Linked DNA regions of Homo sapiens: region 2 is linked to region 1. Evidence: chromatin contacts called from ENCODE Hi-C data. All regions are on one chromosome and are shown on one strand. The core of a region is the stretch at or near the end of the contact, and the rest is flanking DNA. Distances in the headings are between cores, read along the strand shown.

The links. Hi-C counts contacts between places; a loop is a spot of excess contacts on that map. Pooled maps may share reads with other maps.
Region 2: a map of psoas muscle shows a loop between it and region 1 (2.4-fold over the local background). The contact joins two enhancer-like sites. A Hi-C loop is called at or near these places in 2 of 168 maps with a recorded cell type or tissue (gastrocnemius medialis and psoas muscle) and 8 of 50 pooled maps.

The regions. Positions count from the first base shown.
Region 1 is chr15:93,027,519-93,030,302 of GRCh38, reverse strand. It overlaps CHD2 (chromodomain helicase DNA binding protein 2), which reads right to left. Exons shown (of 39, transcript NM_001271.4): 39 at 2,307-2,784. Among named protein-coding and RNA genes, the nearest start is that of RGMA, 60 kb to the left of the region's middle. RefSeq lists an enhancer at 1,351-1,857. Within about 2 kb of position 1,447, at least 29 of the 41 ENCODE cell types and tissues checked have a DNase peak (open chromatin) inside an H3K27ac peak, as active enhancers do; they include gastrocnemius medialis and psoas muscle, where a contact is called at or near this core.
Region 2 is chr15:93,216,096-93,218,879 of GRCh38, reverse strand. The region is part of intron 1 of LOC105370982 (a long non-coding RNA gene); the gene reads right to left. Among named protein-coding and RNA genes, the nearest start is that of RGMA, 130 kb to the right of the region's middle. Within about 2 kb of position 1,378, at least 4 of the 41 ENCODE cell types and tissues checked have a DNase peak (open chromatin) inside an H3K27ac peak, as active enhancers do; they include gastrocnemius medialis and psoas muscle, where a contact is called at or near this core.

The DNA of each region.
Region 1 (2,784 bases), core at 198-2,697:
TCCTCCTGGTTCACTGCGCGGGTCCAGCTCCTGGAGCAGGACCAGCCCACAGGAGGGGCTGGAGACCTGGTTCAAGGAAAACGTCCTCTCCCATAACTGTCTGGTTCCAGCAGTGTCTCCCCCATGAGACTATGAGCTCCTGGGGGTTCTAGTCCCTGCTGGGCCTTCCTGCTGGGGTTTAGTCTCCCCGCACAGCAAGCTGCGGCTTTCCAGAAGCCCTGGCCAATGGGGCTCCAAGAGGGCAGCTCGCTTGTCTTGCAGTCTCTGGAGTGGGAGGTGCTGGGCCCGGTGCTCACCGGGCCTGCCCTCCAGGCCGGGCAAGCTCTGTCCTTAGTCTGCCTCAACCCATCCAGCTGCCCTCTGACTCAACCCTCTCCACCCATTCCCCAGCCAAGGACTTTGAATGCTGTCTCTTCCAGGTCGCCCTTAGGGTTACAAACCTTTTCCTTTTCCACTGTGCACACTCTCACTTAAAAACCGCATGAACCCAAGAAGCGGCCTCCTTCCTTTGCAGGTGAAGATGCAAGGTGATCACCCAGCTGAACATGGGGAGGGACCACATGGGGGCAATGCGCTGACTCGGGAGGCCCCTTTACAGCCCCCCAACGCCCCGAGGGCCACCACAGTGCCTGTGGTTAACGGGGCCCGTGTTTTAGCAACAATTCCTTCTTAGGTCACTAAAGAAATTAAGAGGAAGCTCACGTGTGATGTTCCGGAAGTGGATATTGTTCTGCCCATCTTCGAGGTAAGAAGCCTTTAGGCCATGGACTGGTCCATGTTCCCACACAAAGCCAGACAGCAGGAGGCTCAGCGCAAAACCAGGTGGCCTGAGCACACTGTCATCCACCACATCACACGCCAGCAGAACTGACCAGAACACCCCCAAGACGTCAAGCCTGGGGGAGGGGCCCACCGGCAGCAGCGGGAACAGCTCCTCAATTAGTGCCCAGGTTTCTGCAGGATGGAACTTTCACTGAATCCAGCTGCACCTTCTCCTCCCCACCCGCTCACTGATCAGAACAGATTTGAGGTGGGCTGGGAGACCAAATGGGTCCCATGAGATATGACAGAAAGGACTGGTGCAGGGGGCTTCAGTTAAGGCAACGCCTCACATCAGAGCTGGTCCTGCGCCTTTAAAAGCCACAGGTTGGAATCTGGAGCCGACTCTGGTCTGGCAAACTGCAGGGACTTGGGTTTCAATAAGTGACCTTTCTGTTGGCGCTGACTGAGGAGGGCTTGCCGTGATGCCAGGCGTGCGAGGCCCTGCCAGGGAGGAGGGAGGAGGCAGGGGCCCTGGGCCGGCCGCTTCCAGTAAAAGGCAGGCGTTTTGGCAGCTGGCAGTTTCGAAGCCTTGTTGCTATTGTAAGTCATAATAAGCTGATTATTGCAGTACTTGTTCTTAAAGTTTCCCCAAATTGTTCCAGCTGAGTCATGAGTTACAACACGATTGTGAGTCGTTTCTTGATGGGCACCAAGAGCCCTCAGCTTTTCTTCGTCTTTCTCAAGAACTACGTGAACTAAAAATCCCAGCCTCCCGCTCCAGCGCGGGCCAGGGCTGGCAAGGGCCCCTGCGTCCAAGTCCCCTGGGCTGACGGAGCGGAGTCACAGCAGTTGACAGCTCAGCTCTCAGTAGACACATGGCTTATTTGGTATCAAGATTTAAGAGCTAGTCTCAAAGTCACCAAAACATTAGTGAAAATCGTGGATCTGGGCAAACTTCAACCCTTATTCAGACAGAGATCTCCGCCCGCAGGCTGTGCCACCCTTCCTCTGTCTGGGCTGCACCAGAGCTGGGCCTGCCCCTGTGCCAGAATACTAAAGCTAACGTTTGTGTCAGTGTTTCCATTATAAAATGCCACCCCCCAGACCCCATCTGTTAAATTACCCTCAAAGCTACAGGCTGGCAGACACAGTGTTATTTCCTTCAGGATAGAAGGGGTGGCCCCCCTAGGTCTCCCTGGATCCCCCCAGGCAGGACTAACCCACGGGAATTAACTACCGGTTTCGGCAACCCTGGCCCTCCCTCAAGTGCAGAGCTGTGGGCCACAGCCTGGAGTTGCTCGGCCAGGGAGCTGTTCACCTCGACGACGGCATACTCAGGAACAGCTTAGGTATCTGTGGTGTTAAGGCCGGTACGCAACAATGCAACTGGTACTGGATGGAGGGAAATGCAACTTTAAAAGACTCCACTTCACAAGCTGTCAAAACATCTGGATGTGACCCAGCAACCAACGAGGGAAGGTAGACAAGGCGGTATCTCTAGTCACAGAGCTCACACCACAATGCAATGCAACGTGTTAGCCCAATTCTAAAAATGCTCAGTAACACTTTTTAATATACAAGAATCAAAAGTACAGCAGTTTTACAATGTAGGAAAATTTAATACATACTATATAAACAACATTATTTACATCAGAAATCACTAGGACAGTGGCATTTTTCACAAATATAAATTAATTACTGTTTAGTCAACAGGTTTTAAAAGTCCACAATTTTACAATAAAGAAAAACCATCTGTCCCCAGATGAGTGGGGCACAGATGGCCTAAAGCAGCCTGGACCCTTGGCATGGCTCCCCTCGCCCAACGTGGCAGCCCTCAGAGGAGCCGGAAGACCGCTGGTGCTGGGCCTGGGCTGCTGCTCCTGCTGACAAGTGGATTTTGGTCTGTAGGATTTCAGTGTCATTGTGTGACTTCCTAAATCAACTGTGTTTGCACCGTGAGGACTGATGCAACTTTCAGACACACCAGGCCAGAATGTCTGCAGCACAGCGTGCAAAGTGTTT
Region 2 (2,784 bases), core at 129-2,628, 190 kb before region 1:
GTGCATATGATCAAAAGATTCTCCAATACATATGGCTAGAAGAACACTGCTGGATCAAAGGTTATGCCTAATTTTGACTTTAGCTAAGCTATTTTGACTTTTGACTATAGCGTCAAATTATTTTTCCAAAGATCTTCTTCCAGTTCACAGTCTAATTTCCTATTTCTTGGCAGAAATGTTGAAAACTACCTTGGAGAATGTTATTCCTAGATTTTTTGAGCTTAATCTCTGAATTTCATTTACCTTAGTGGCCCGTCAAGCTGTCTCCAACATTTCAGAAGCCACATTAATGTGAGAAAACTATGAGAATTATATCCAATTTGTTTCTTTCTTTACTAGAAATTAAGCTATCTACTCTTGCAATGGAATACTTTGAAGAAATGATGGCAAGTAGCCTAAATCGCTCTTTTTCTTCAATACTTAAGAATGTAACTAAAAATTCATACCAACTGGCCGGGCGCAGTGGCTCATGCCTGTAATCCCAGCACTTTGGGAGGCTGAGGTGAGCGGATCATAAAGTCAAGAAATTGAGACCACTCTGGCCAACATGGTGAAACCCTGTCTCTACTAAAAATACAAAAATTAGATGGGCGTGGTGACGCGTGCCTGTAGTCCCAGCTACTCAGGAGGCTGAGGAAGGAGAAGCATTTGAACCTGGGAAGCAGAGGTTGCAGTGAGCCGAGATCGCGCCACTGCATTCCAGCCCGGCGACACAGCAAGACTCTGTCTCAAAAAGAAAAAAAAGAAAAAAAAATTCACACCAATTATCCAGTTGATTTTTAAGTGCAAAATGCAAGAATTCCCAATATTAGGTCACAAGGACAGGTTTTGCCTATTTTCAATGCTAATACATAATTAAACTTCCATCTATGTTTTAAGATTGTTTTTCTCAACCAAGTCTGATGAATTATATAATTTGTGATGTACCTGTTGACAAATCATGCTTCTTTTACATAATTAAAGTAAATGAAACAGTATGCATCACTTATTAGCTGGGTGTTTAAAAAATCTTACAGTCAATTTTTATAACATATAACATGCAAAAATGACAAAATGTGGTGCTTTTTTTTAAGAAATTTCTACAGGATGGGGAGGGGTAAGAGATTGCACACTTTCGGAAGGAAACAGCAGGTGCAAACTTTTGCAAAGCACCTCTCTGCACTACACACCCTCCTCCCCTCTCCACCTCATGTGACCATGGACAAATCAGACACATTGGGAAAGACACACCCTAATCTGTTTCCATGGCCCTATGAGAAGCACAGATTTGGAAATACAATTCCCAGCAAGCCCAGGCATTTTAATGAGCCATGGCCAACTGGAGTGACAGAATCCTTCAGCCATGTCAAATGCCACCACAGCTGGCCCAGGGCAAAAGAAAGTGCCTCCTCCCTGGGACACCACCCTGTGTCCCAACCACATGAGATAAAAATGCAGAGTGCATTTCCCAGCTTCCCTCAGGACCCAGGAGAAATGCAGGCTAAATGCAGAGCAGGGAGCCTTGGCATCTCAGGCCAAGTTGGAATGCCGAACCATTCAAGGAACACCAGCCAAGGCAGGAAATGGGCAGGGAAGGGGCTAAGAGCAAACCTAATCAGTCCAGCAACCTTGCAAATGACATTTGGAAGTGCAAAGTCGTTCTGAGTTCCAGAACAAGAAATATCTTTAGATGTTGAAATGGCTTTTGCCAAATGCCAACCTGCTGAATTTGTTTTTCTTTTGGTTCATTAAAAAAGAATAACCATTTGTGCATTTATGAAAAGAAATATTACCTTCCCAGGGTCTACAGGCAACTACCTGGAATTTGGCGTAGTCTCTCCTTGTGAGCTGTTTTTTTTTCTTTATATCAGCAAATATTGATTGACTATGGTGTGTCAAGGCAACGGAGAAACAGTCCCTACTCTCAAAGAGCTTCTAGTGTGGTGCGTGGACAGAATGAAATGCAGACGATTACGATGCAACATGGCCTGCGGCTCATTCTACAGAAGTGGTGACCACCACGCTACAAAAGCAAGCCGAAGGAAGTGGGAGGAAGTTCCAGGTACAAAGTTTCTGCATACAAAGAGGCACGAGGAGGTGGCAGAATCAGTGCCAGGCTCTGCTAAAAGCACTGGGCATATATGAACCTATTTTATCCTCAACAACCCATGCAGGTGCTGCTACCATCTTCACTTTACAAATGAAGAAACTGAGGTACAGGAAGGTTGATTGACTTCCCCAAGATCCCCCAGCCAGGAATTGGCTGAAAGTAGTTCAAAATGGTTGGAGCATATTAGGGGTCTGAGAGGGTGAGGGGAATGAGGGGGAAACAGGTTGTCAAGACATATAAAATCAGGAAGAAGCCAAATTGTGAAGGTCCACACATATCATGTTGGGAATTTGCAAGCATGTAAGCAACCCCTGAAGAAGTTCAAGGGGGTAATGCTAGGAGCTGAGGTGGGCTCTAGAAAGCTTACGCCATGTATCTTGTGGAAATTAGATTGAATGCAAGCAAGGTTAGTGGAGGGTGAGGGGACCAATCTAGTGAGAGGTAATGGTGGCCTGAACTAGAGGAGTAGCAGTGGGGGTGACAGGCATTTGGATAATTCCAGGGACCTTTGCTAAGTAGAATCAACTGGACAATAGCTGATGAAATGGGAGAGTTAAGGCGGGGCAGGGGTCGGGGTACGGAGGCCAGCTTCCAGGCTCCTGGCGCGAGCTCCACACAGATTATTGGACCACCAGAAGAATTCTCTCAGATCTGAGAATAACAACAATGGAACTGGCCCTGTTCTTCAACTATTT